Regions from separate parts of the Homo sapiens genome. Here all the other regions are linked to region 3. The links are chromatin loops, found by intact Hi-C in ENCODE. Cell type or tissue: sigmoid colon. All regions are shown on one strand. Links, peaks and the distances in the headings refer to the core of each region. The heading gives the core; the rest is flanking DNA.

What was found. A loop is a pair of places that touch in the nucleus more often than their neighbours do. Peaks named below come from ENCODE experiments on the same cell type or tissue, not always from the same donor. Only the 100,000 strongest peaks of a DNase experiment are listed, where the experiment ranks them.
Region 1: a loop joins it to region 3, with 3 times the contacts of the local background. A loop is called at or near these places in 3 of 110 quality-filtered maps.
Region 2: a loop joins it to region 3, with 3 times the contacts of the local background. A loop is called at or near these places in 2 of 110 quality-filtered maps.

Annotation. Positions count from the first base shown.
Region 1 is chr16:79,838,460-79,842,543 of GRCh38, reverse strand. No RefSeq gene overlaps it. Among named protein-coding and RNA genes, the nearest start is that of LINC01228, 13 kb to the right of the region's middle. In sigmoid colon, for the core only: no CTCF peak of the experiment used is centred there; DNase peaks (open chromatin) are centred at 2,323 and 3,428; H3K27ac peaks cover 722 bases.
Region 2 is chr16:80,055,863-80,059,946 of GRCh38, reverse strand. The region is part of intron 1 of LOC105371357 (a long non-coding RNA gene); the gene reads right to left. Among named protein-coding and RNA genes, the nearest start is that of LINC01228, 230 kb to the right of the region's middle. In sigmoid colon, for the core only: no CTCF peak of the experiment used is centred there; a DNase peak (open chromatin) is centred at 1,546; H3K27ac peaks cover 588 bases.
Region 3 is chr16:79,766,045-79,770,128 of GRCh38, reverse strand. MAFTRR (MAF transcriptional regulator RNA) reads left to right here. Exons shown (of 6, transcript NR_104663.1): 2 at 907-976. Among named protein-coding and RNA genes, the nearest start is that of LINC01229, 2.4 kb to the left of the region's middle. In sigmoid colon, for the core only: a CTCF peak has its summit at 2,388 (motif pointing left); DNase peaks (open chromatin) are centred at 1,371 and 2,347; H3K4me3 peaks cover 1,235 bases; H3K27ac peaks cover 1,678 bases.

The DNA of each region.
Region 1 (4,084 bases), core at 957-3,456, 72 kb before region 3:
ACTGGTAAATGGCAGAGCCAGGATTCAAACCAAAGGGCTTCTTCTAAAACTACAGCAGTGTGTGCAAACGAAGAAGAGAGGGAACCCTGGCTGAATAGCCGTTTTGGGGGAAGTCAGGAAGTGGAAACTCGCACTTTGGGGAGAAAAAAAAGCACTCAGCAAAAAGAAACAAGGTGTCTTCTTTGGAGCAAACTAATAAAAATATTTTAAAAATCAGAAGGTTTGTCATGGGAGTAGATCTACGGTCGCTCGACCCGTCTTCAGTTCAACTCCTAGATATGTACTGTAGAAAAACTCTTATTCACATCTGTTGAAAAACATGTACAAGAATATCATATAGTTGTATTAAGTTGGTGCAAATATAATGGTGGTTTTTGCTGTTACTTTCAATGGCAAAAACCGCCATTATGTTTGGACCACGCTAATATTTGAAAACAAACAAATACACGAAAACCAGGCAACTAGAAATGGCCCCTATATCTAACAACAGGACAATGAATAAATGGAATAGAACAGTACCTAGCAGGGAAAATAAATGAACCACATACAGGTACATGCACCAACATGAATTAAACCTAGAAATCTAATGCAGAGAGGAAAAATTGAGTGATGCCAGATAATATAAGATATGGTGACATTTTTACCAAGTTAAAAACAAGCCACACACATACACCTACAGTTCAGTGATATCTACCTGAAAAATACAACTTTTAAGAAAAGCCAGAGAATGGTAAACATAAAGTTTAAGGTAGTTTAACTTGATGAGGAAAAGAGAAAGGACTTGGGAAAGAAGTTTCACCGATACTGGTTTATGGTTCTTGAGACATTGTTTTCCAAGTTGTTTATATACAGTTTCATGACTTACATGTAGATTACATATATAATTGTATATGTCTCAAAATACATATTTCAAGAGAGAAGTTTCCTAGACCAAATGGCCCAAAGGCAAACTGTTTTATTCAGTGAAAATCGGTAAACATGAACTCAAGAAAAGTACAAGGAATATGATATATTTGTGGGGAGTGTTGATGGGGGCCGGGGGAGCATGGGGAGTGGAGAAAAATGGGAAAAAAGCAGGAAAGCTTGGAGAATAATTGTGTGTGTGTGTTTGTGTGTGCGTGTGTCTTGATTTTATTGATTTTATTTCTCCTTTCTCCATAAGATACTCTCAGTTGCTGATGATCTCTTCTTACACCCTGTAAAATATTTGGTTAAGGACCCATGGAAAAAGGGAGAAAATATAGACCTACCCTCCCCAGGACAAAATGCTTGTCCACCGTCAGGCTGATAAATGCACAGGCTGGAGGGAGAACTAAACGTGGTGTCAAAAACCCCAGAGTCTCATTTCTACTCGAAAAGTGTGACCAGGTGGGGGTATTCATGCCTTCGAATAAATGGGGCATCTAGTGATAAAATGTATGTGAGATCAAGTTGTAAGCTGTAAAATGCTATGTTTATATAAAGGTCACGGTGACTTTCACTAGACCCAGGATCTTAAGTTGTGTGCTTCTGCAGATAAAGACCCTAGCCTTAATTTGCTGAGTCTATTTTCCATTTCGTACAAGTCCCATTTTGCTATGTTTAGAAATACCTTTTTAGCTTTGAAAATCAGAGTTTGAAAGAGATGGAAATAATCCTCCCCAAACATTATGACTGAAGCTGTATCACAAAATATTATAATGAAAAGTGAAAAGAAAACTGTCTGGATATCACACAGATCTACTAGTGAATATCATAAAACACTTATGTTTGAATCGTAGGCTTCATGTGATTTTGAATTTTTATGTCAATTAGACAACCAGTAAAGAACACTTTAATAATTAATAATAATAGCAATAATAGCAGTATTGTTTGGTAATGCCAAGAATGTACCACACACACACACTGAGAAACTCCCAATATGACACCCTATTTATTTTCAAAGCTATATTTTGAGGTCATTATCAAGACCCATTTGCCAGTGGGGATTGGCAAACCCACAAAGTTAAATCAACTTGCCCAAGAACACTCAGCAATTAGAAAGTGGCTAAGCTGAGATTTCAACCTCAGTATGTCTGCAGATAAAGCCACTCACATTATAGCCAGGTCCTGATACGTAATTTCCAAAGATGTAACAGCCAGGAGAATGTGTCAGCCAAGCTGAGAATAACCCTATTTTATGAAGGACTTCAATGTATTTAACACATTCAACTACTCAGAGCAATGGATAAGCATTTGGGAGCAGCCAGCCTTCAGCTCCAGCTCTAAGAAGGGAGGGTCACAAAGCCCGGGGTGGAAGGAAAAAGCGAATCCATCCCGATTCCAATTGCCAAGCCACACAGCTCCGTCCAGAAACCCAGAGCTGCTACTATTGGCACAGGGTGTTCAAAAGCTGATGAGGCCTTAAAGGGAGTGGATCTCACATTCTTGCATCCATTGCCTTCCCTCAGCAAGTCCTGTGTGCTCCCTTTGAACTTATTTCCAGGTCTGGTGCTAAGGGACATGCACCGGCGCCCCTCCAAACCAGGCTTGGGCTAAGGTGCTGACCACAGCGCTTTGTGTTGGGTCCACAGCACACAGCCGTGGAAGCTGGGACTTCTAATAGGCACCTCATTGATGGGGAAGCTGTAATAGAGAGAAGAGGTTGCCAAGGTCAAGCAGCACGCAGGAGGCCGGACAAGGAGTGGGAGGGCGTCCGTCTGCTCTGAAGCTCATGATCTTTATAATACCACAAGCAATCCCTAAAAGGCAAGGGTTCTAAACTGGGGGAAACTGGGTTCTCAACCCAGGGAGTTTTGGTCATCATAACTCAGGTGGGCAGTGCTCCTGATGTCTAGTTTGTAGAGGCCAGAGATGCTGCTCCACATCCTTCAACACATAGGTCAGCCCCTGGCCCCAGCACACACACATACCACAAAGAACTATCCTCCCCCAAATGTCAAGAGTGCCAAGGTTGAGAAACCCTGGCTAAGTTGCTGTTAAAGAAACAGAAATGGGAGAGAGTAAAGTCCACCCTAGGAAAGGGGCCTAGTAATAGCAACTCGCCTGCATTCTAAGGACCCAGGCACTGGCCAAACCGACCCTTAGTAAATCTCTGTCATCATCTATGCAGGATTGTTTGAAATGCCCAGAGACAGCCGAGAATACCATTCCCCACCTTAAATCTCTTTCACAAGAGGTCTACAGCTTTGAAGAACTGCCAAAGATAGGGAGGTAGAGGCTGGGGGGCAAAGACGGGAGTGGAAGGGATTATTTATTATTATTATTACTATTTTCTGGATACCCAGAGCAACTAGGGACAGAGCAACACTGAGAGCACCAGGTTGAATCTCTAGGGAAACACTCTGCTTCCCCAGAATCACATCTCAGTGTCCAAAGGGAGCAGGGAAATGTGTCTGTGAAGGGTTAAGTATGTATCTTCTCTTGCTGGCGTGTCTCCCGGGCTAAATGAAGGCTGTTTCATCTCACATGGATATGAAAGACAAAGTGTGCAGATTGAAAACATCTGTACACCGAGTGAATGGACCACATGTCCACGGTGCCATGCCGGGGTTTAGCTAGATCAGTGCCCTTTTTGTTTGACTTTGGAAGAGCAACACAAATAAATACAGTAGGTTCCATTTAAACAAAGAACTCTGATCAATAGAGGTTTGTATAGCTTACGACCTTCAACCGTATGCAGAAATTTGAGGTAAAAATCCACAAATCCCAGATCAATTACCAGATTATTTACCCTCTTCCACCGCTAATGTTCCAATCTGCCTTGCATATTAAATAGCCAGGGAGGAAAAGGATTTATATTGCAGAGAAGAGGGAAGGCTGCATGGATTTATTAGCCGTGGTAATCAAAGCGTGTGCCATACGTTTTCTATATAAACACGGCCGGGGTGATTGTGCAAATCGGCTAAAATGAATTTTCAATTCCAAGACTTTTCAGGCAATGTTACCAGTAGCTTTAATAATCTTTTTCTATTTTTTGAAGGGGCGTTAACCATCTGCCACTAAACTGTTGCTGCATTTGGTTTGCCGTAAACGAAAGTACGTGTTTTGCGGGGCTCTTGGATGGGGGCACCAGGAGATAGCGGCTTCACTCCTTCTTATTCTC
Region 2 (4,084 bases), core at 546-3,045, 290 kb before region 3:
GGGTTTAAAAGAGGACACACACACCACACACACAGACACACACACATCCCACGAGTAAAAATAATAATTATAGGCTTTTAATAGATGCTAATTTAGTGATAACAACTTTACATAGTTAGAGTTGTTTATGCCAAGATCTAACAGTAGCTGACTTGGGTTTTTACCCATGAACCACGAAGCCAAGTGGCATGTTCACTTGCTATCTCATGGCGCTCCACTCCTCCACGTCCACCACACCCATCTAACAACTCCAACCAGTTGCTTTGCTGTTGGCTTGATGCAGGCTTGGCTCAGGTGAACCCCCGTTGCTGGGACCTGACCTGCATTGCTAAGCGTCACCTCCCAGTCTTTCACTATTCACCGGGTTGTGTTTTTTACTTGTCTGCGAAGGGAACATTAAACACCTATGATGAACATTCAGTTAGTTGGGGTCCAGATTTTCCTTTTCTCATTTCCTTCCCTCTGCTAAAACCTTAGCCCATTTTATTTCCAGATAGGTGAAAAAAAATTATCTCTGGAAAGGACCTATTAGAAATAGTTAGGACAAAGGAGGAAGTAAAATTCCAGTCAATGATCCTACTAGAAACTTGAGCAAGGGAAACAGCACTCTGTGCACTGGGCAGCCCCTTGCTTCACCTAAGCTAGAATTGTCCACAACCTATGATTGTGCAGATACAGAGACACACTATTTGAAGGCTTGGGTTTTAGTTCAATGGATCTGTGTCCCAAATCCAGCTTCCTTATTTTCTAATTATGTGACATAAGGCAAGCTCACTTCAAGCTTCTGAGTTCAGTATCCTCGTTTGTAAAAGAATGAGAATGTTTTTAATAACTGCATTGTCGTATTATTATGAAGATTTGATGTCATGGTGAATACAATTAAAGTTCTATGACAGTGCCTGTTACATGGAAGCTCCTCAATTAATCACAGCAAATATTTCTCTATGATGCACCAGATACTCTGCTCAGCAACTTCCGTGGGATGTTTGTTTTATTATTACTTTTATTAGAATCTCCCCCGAGTGAGCTCTAAGAGGAATATCCCAAGGCAACAGTAACTGCTCAATAAATATATGTTAAATGAACGACCAGTTTTATTTAATGCTCAAAAGAACTCCAATAAATTTAGTACTATAAGTATCCTCATTTGTCTGTTGGGGAAACTGACGCACAGATAGTCAAATAACTTGTGCAATACTGTGCATGGCTGGACAACGTCAGCATAAGGATTTAAATGAAGGCCTCCTGGAGCCTCCAGCCTTACCCACTGCAATCTACCAGCTCTGTAAATATTTTTATGGCAGAAGAAGCAATCCCGATGGCCTTCTCCAGTCTTCCTTCCTACTCTGCCAAATGTTGGCGTTCACACTATCCCTGGGGGAAGCCCTTCTCCAGGCCTAGCCATCAATAAGACAGTGCCTGGATTTAGAGCCTGTGGGTGTATGCTGGGGACATAAAACAGCACACGCTACATGAAGTCCTAGGAACGATTCGTTTGACACCAAAGCCATGCAGGGGAGGAAGCTGTGAGCCTATTGGCGGGCCCCGGCTTGCTTCTGCGAGTTGTTTGTGAGACAGTGTCTGGCCTCCATCCATGACATGTTCACCGGAGGCTCTACGCCAAGACTGGAAAGGGGGAAAAAAAAAAAAAAAGCCTCTTCCTGACACTGTGGTCTTGCACCCTTTGGGCTTTGCAAGAGGCTGAGTAGAATGAAGTGCTGAAAAATGCAGGCCGGAGATGGTGAGGGCAGAGGCAGGAAAGAAAGAAAATAAAACAGAGATGGTTTGGGGCTTGTGATCCCCCTGCTGCTACTTTCCCTCTATGCTCAGATCCCTGGCAATCTTTGCTGTTGTTGTTCTCTTTTTCTTTTTCTCTTTCTTGCCTTCTCTCTCCAGCTTTATTTCATTCTTTCTTGCCTATTTTTTACTTTTCGTCTTTCTTTTTCCCTTTCTTGCCTTCATTTTCTTTCTCTTTAAAAATTTTTTTTTCTCTTTTGCTATCTCTCCCCTTCTTTGCTTGTCTCTTTTTGTCTTTCTCTCTGTGTCTCTTTCTCTGTCTCTTTTTCGCCATGTTTCCTTCCCGCTTTTTAAATTTTTTTTTCCCCTTGAAAAATTCAGAACTTTTCTCAAAGTCCTTGCAGTCTAGGGGGACAATTAGAAAAAGAAGAAGACAACTACCGAGAGACTGAGGCCCCCTGTAACAGTGCAGGTTCCAGCAAGAAGCAGCTGTTTGATGATTCTGTCCTGCACAATTGGCTGGAGTCCTCACCTGAGCTTTGCTGTTTATTCTTTGTAAGAGATTGAACATTTAACATGCTTAGACTTACACTTTCCTTTATGTCTTTTCGTGATCCCTTTTCCTTTTGGTACCTGCATTCTAGGTTCATGAAAACGAAGTGAGACCAATTCCTTCACCATCATTCTCTTCCCAAACATAGCAGACATTAGGTGTAACTCATTCAGTTTTATGTCCTGGCCAACCAGTTCTACTCTGAGAGGGAGGCACAAGAATATGGGAGGAAAGTATCCCTGAATACACCATCCATTCACTCACATATTCCCTCCACAAATACGGATTGAGCTCATACTCTCTTCCAGGCATTATTCTAGAAACGGGAGATACAGCAGTGAACAAGGCACAGAAACCCTTGCTCTCAGAGCTTCCGCTGCTCTTACAAAAGAAGCTAAATCTGCATGTGATGGCGAGAGACATATTGGACAGCTGAAAAAGCAGCCTCTTATCTCACTGAGGTTCAAATAGCGAAGGACAATGAGGCTTTCGGTCTGGTGTGCTGGAGAAATGTAGTTTGCTATAATTCAGGGTGGTTGCCTCTAGGTTTGCAAAAAGAGCATTGTCTCGGTTCTCCCCATCTGCAGCCAAACTGTTTTCTGTCTTTTAGCAGGGTCCTGTGTTCTCTTAGTAGCATTAGGAAATGATGCTCCCTAATCAGACAACTGACACTGACTAAGGTCAGCTGAGTTCTTAGCTCCAGGTGACATGCCTGGAATGCACGTTCCCTTTTTTTTTGGGACAGAGTCTCACTCTGTCACCCAGGCTGGAGTGCAGTGGCACCATCTCAGCTCGCAGTAACCTCTACCTCCCAGGTTCAAGTGATTCTCCTGCCTCAACCTCCCGAGTAGCTGGGATTACAGGTGCCCACGACCATGCCTAGCTAATTTTTATATTTTTAATAGACACGGAGGTTTCACCATGTTGGCCAGGCTAGTCTTGAACACCTGACCTCAGGTGATCCACCAGCCTTGGCCTCCCAAAGTGCTGGGATTACCGGCATGAGCCACCGTGCCCAGCCCCTTCCCAGCTCTTATAGTCACCATATGAAAGTGACACTTTAGTTCATTTTACAGATGAAGAAACTGATGACGCTCACAGTTGGAGCCCTTCTCACTGCATTCTCACATTCAGAAGCTTCTAGGGAATGCCCAGTCTTGCTTCATTTTTCTCAAAAAAAAAACCTTGGCTGTCCTGTGACATTCCAGAAATAGCAAGACCTCATATTTTTAAAAGCCAATACATTTTAAAACTTGAATTTATGTTGGAAATACTTGAGGTTCTTGAAAATATATGAAAACCCGGTGCCCTGTTTCCTAGACCTGGAATAGGACCCTGAGTCTGATACAGAGATCTTACTTTGAGACAAGCTGGTATGCAGCCTCATTTGCTCCCCAACTTCACAAGGTACAATTGACAAAGATTGTATATAGTTGGGCTGGGCACAGTGGCTCACTCCTGTAAGCCCAGCACTTTGGGATGCCAAGGCAGGCAGACTGTGTGAGCCCAGGAGTTCTAGACCAGCGTGGGCAAGATGGCAAAACCCTGCGTATAAAAAAAAATTTAAAAATTAGCCTTGGGTGGTGGCACATGCCTGTACTCTCAGCTACTCAGGAGGCTGAGGTGGGAGGATCACTTCAGCCTGGGAAGCTGAGGCTTCAGTGAGTCACGACTGTGCCACTACACTCCAGCCTGGCTGACAAAGTGAAAACCTGTCTCAAAAAAAGTATATAGTTAAGGAGTACAATGTGATGTTTTGATATACCTATATATTAGAAAATGATTATCACAATC
Region 3 (4,084 bases), core at 930-3,429:
GATGCGGGAGCATTTAGCACAGTTTCCTTGCTGAAAAAGCAGGACCTCGGTTTAGAAAATGGAAATTGCCCAGGAGGAAAAGAGAGCTGAGATATATGCAGCCCCAGGTACTTAGGGTTAGTAATAATATTGTTAATAATACTATCGTTTCTGAGGGGTTTCTACCAGATACTGTGTTGAGTAGTTGCCATGCTTAATCCTATTTAGAGCTTGGTGTGCCCATGGGTAAACAGAGGCACTGAGCAGGGGAGGCAGAAGCAGGACTGGAAACTGTCTGTGTAACTTTGGAGCTCTTGGTTCTATCCACTTACTGGTGTGGTTGCATGGCTGTACAACTGCCCATGTGGTTATGGCCCCCATCTGGGGATAGGTCTCAGTAGAACCTACATCGCCAGGGCTATGCCAGCCTTATGCAGTCCTATGCATAACTACCAATTCTCAGAATGAGCATGTTTATCACCCTTGGCCCATCCTGCCCCATCACTGTATTTAACACTTGCATCTTAGGTGGATCTTCCTCAATAATCCTGGAATGAGTAGAAAAGACCCATGTTCTGTGTGTTTGGGGAACATCTTATCTTCATCCTGCAACACACATCCACCTCGGCAGCTTCCCCTCAACTAATGTGGGAACCACAACTCAGAGAGGAAAGTGACTGGATCAAGGCTACTCTGATCAAAGCTGGTCACTTCCCACATCTGTGAGACAGCAGAGCCAGTTCTCTGCTTGGTGAAGCAATTCCGTAAAAGCATTTCTCTAACAAGTGACTGCAGACTTCACGTGAACTCAGCTGCATACTGGAAGTCACTGTGATTCTAATTTTATGAAGAATTATCAAGTTGAGCATATTTAAAACTGTGTGGGGCTTTTTTTCTTATACAGTTTCCTTTTTTCTTTTTTTCAAGGTGCCTCCTTCTAATTCATCTTCACCATTGTGGTTGTCAATATGGCATGCAGAATTATCCCTCTTTCCAGGTGAGGACGCGGAGACATGGAGACACATGTAGCCCAGACACATAACAACACAGTAGGCAGGCCCAGTCTTGGAGCACAGATTCTTCCTCCCCCTCCCCACACCTTAGCTAGCTTCTTTGCTCTCCCTGAGTGCCTATGGCTTACAAGTTATCCATTTACAACAAAAGGTTGTTTATTCAGAATGTAGGGACTGGGAATACAGAAGCCAAAAAAAAAAAAATGAAGTGAGAAATGAAATCCCTTCTGTTTTGTTGTTTGGAAACTGCCTGGGAAGTGGCCTGCCAGCTAGGAACAGGGTTGGCTGGTGAAGAAGCCCCTGGCATGACATTTTTCTGCTTAGCAGATGCCTGTGTGCCACCCTCGCCCTTGCTCTGAGCCTGGCAGTCAAGGGAAACGTGTCTGTACTCACTGTGCTATTGTCTAAAAGGCTCAGCAGAAAGGCCCCAGCTAGCTTCCTTCTTCCCTTCGCAGCAGGAGAAGACCTAGGCATGCCCACCTCCTACCCTAACAGACAGCACCTAAGAGATGGTTCTTTTGATAACTTAAAGGAGATATTTTTGAACGTCAACACAAGACAGTATCGCCCAGCAAGGGAGAGGTTTTCGACTCCACCCATCCCCAGAGACTCACTTGGTCTCAGAGAGAGAGTACTGTCTCCTTTCCTTAAATCCCCCTAGCTTAAAAAGCCTAGCCAGAACCCTGCCTATAATCTTTCGCCGTAAAGTTTATCTTCTAACTTTTCTTTAAAACCTATGGAAAATAAAAATCGGGATTGGAGCAAAGCAGATTATTCTGTTTGCAGAGGCTGATATAATTGCTGGCTGTTTTCCCTGGGATCGCACTGTAACTCTTTAGGCAGCCCTGAATTTTAAAGGATGTTTGCAAAGCAGCTTTCTTCCTGAACACTGTCCTAAATCCCTCCTGTTGTAACCCTCCACTCCCTCTGTTTGCCCGGCTTTGCCCGGTGCAGTGAGACGCCTATCCACACAATGGTTTGTCTCTCCTGCTTTCAGTTTTCTTTTCAGCCAACAGCCTCACAAGCATTCTTTCTCCCTTCTGCAAGTATTCCTGTGGAGTGTGTTCTGCCTCTCTGCTAGACGCTGGGATATAGGGAGCCAACACAGACAGGGCTTACAGTCAAGTGGGAGAAATAATACCCAAACTTTCACAAACCCCAGCTTAACACTACTACAAAGATGTATGTTCATGACACAGTGACAACATACGCTAAAGGGACTTAAACCCAATTAGAGCAATCAAGACAGGCTTCATAGAGGAACAGACCTGTGAGGTCTCATAGATAGACAGAGGGTAGAAGTTGGAGATGAGAGTAGATAGAAGTAGAGCTAGCACAGGCAAGTGCCCTCTGCTGGGCTTCGCATCTGCCCTGAGAACAGTTAACAGAGCCTGTTCAGGCCAATCCACTTTCCATGGATGGGAAATTACTTTTTATGGAGACTGGTAAAAATTAGCTTCTCTAAGAACACTGGTCTTTCCCTTGAGACAAGAAATTGGGACCATATGTTTAGGCCTGGTCTTGCTAGGTGGGTGTACAGCTCACCAAAAGAATAAAATCAACACATTTTTCACTGCTTCCATAATCAGGGAGTGGGAACGTTGGAGTCCTACTGATTTTTGCCTTGGCTCAGGGTAGCTTATATTATTGAGAAAGGCTAAACTTTCAGTGCTCCTGTATTGAAAGAGTTCAGATTCAAATTTAACTGAGATTTATTAAGTGCTGACTAGGAACCTGGTATTTCCTAAGTATTACCCCTTGGAAGCCTTACAAGAATTCTAGGAGGTAGAATTTTTCAACCCCTTTTCACAGATGAGAAAACCAAGGACTAGAAAAACCCCTGGATCCTCATCCCAAGTATTTGTCATGGATACATAAGAGGATAAAGTCTTCTTTGACAGCTCACCAAATGAATGTTTTATGTCACAGGCTCACAAAATGTCAGGTTCAGACAGCATTTCATACAAACATTTTTTTTTCAATTATTTGCCACTGTTTGATCTTTAACATCCTTGACATGTCCAGCCTCAAGTTGAATCTCTCTTCTCTTAGGAAATTCACTGCCCTTTTGATGAAGCCAGTTTGACTTTCAGATCTTTGATTGTTCAAAAAAGCTTTTAGCCTTCAGACTTCCAATTGGCTCAAACAGGAAACATAACCATTTTAGGAATGTTGTGGATATAATGTTTAAGCAAAGGTAATGGGCCTAAACAGAATCAGGGTACTAACAGCAAAGCTCATTACTTGGTGATTATGCCAATTTTGCAAATAAAGGAAGAACTCAGAGTAACTTCATAAACACCATAATCTAAGTGTTTAAGAATCCCTGAGGGCTAGGCTCATCTCCTCTTGACCCTACAACCTCTCCTGCGTTCTTGGGATTCTAAATTGCAATATTAAGTCATTGAATTGACCATTCTTCTCCATGGCCTAACAATGGAAATCCTTCTATACCTAATACCACCAAATTGCTGCTCTGAGGTTTACCTTTCCACACTTCTATGCTGGGGTTGGAGCAGAAAGGGCCATGAAGTTGACATATTCGGAGCCAATGATGAGCCAAACCTAGAGTCAGTTTCCTAACTCCACCGGCAACCTATGTTCTGCTTCATGTTGCTTCTCCAGTTGGGTGCTCCCTTGATAGATACCAATTGGATTGCACCTGTCTTAAGTATCAATCACAGCAGTCCCCTCCACCACTACCAAATAGAACCTCTCTTAATTCATCCATCCATCCAGCAAATATTTACTGAGCTCCCACTATGTGCAACAGTGAGGGGGTGAAGTGAAAAAGCAGCCCTGTCTCCACTTTCATGACATGTGCAGTTTTGTGGAGGAAAAAAGATAATATTTAAAGGGCAAGTAGTGAAATGCCAAAGTCCAATGATTATGCATAATCAGATTTTCCCTTCAAAAGTTTATCTTTGGTTCCTGAGAATAGAATGGAAGACAGAGAAGCAGACTTTAATCTCAGTCCGTTGCTAACAACATTGACATTTTATGACCTTTACTAATTTTTTTCAAGTACCTATCAGGCTGTGAGGTTATTGTGTATGTTGGCTTGTTTACCACTTGATGATCTTCCTTTACTG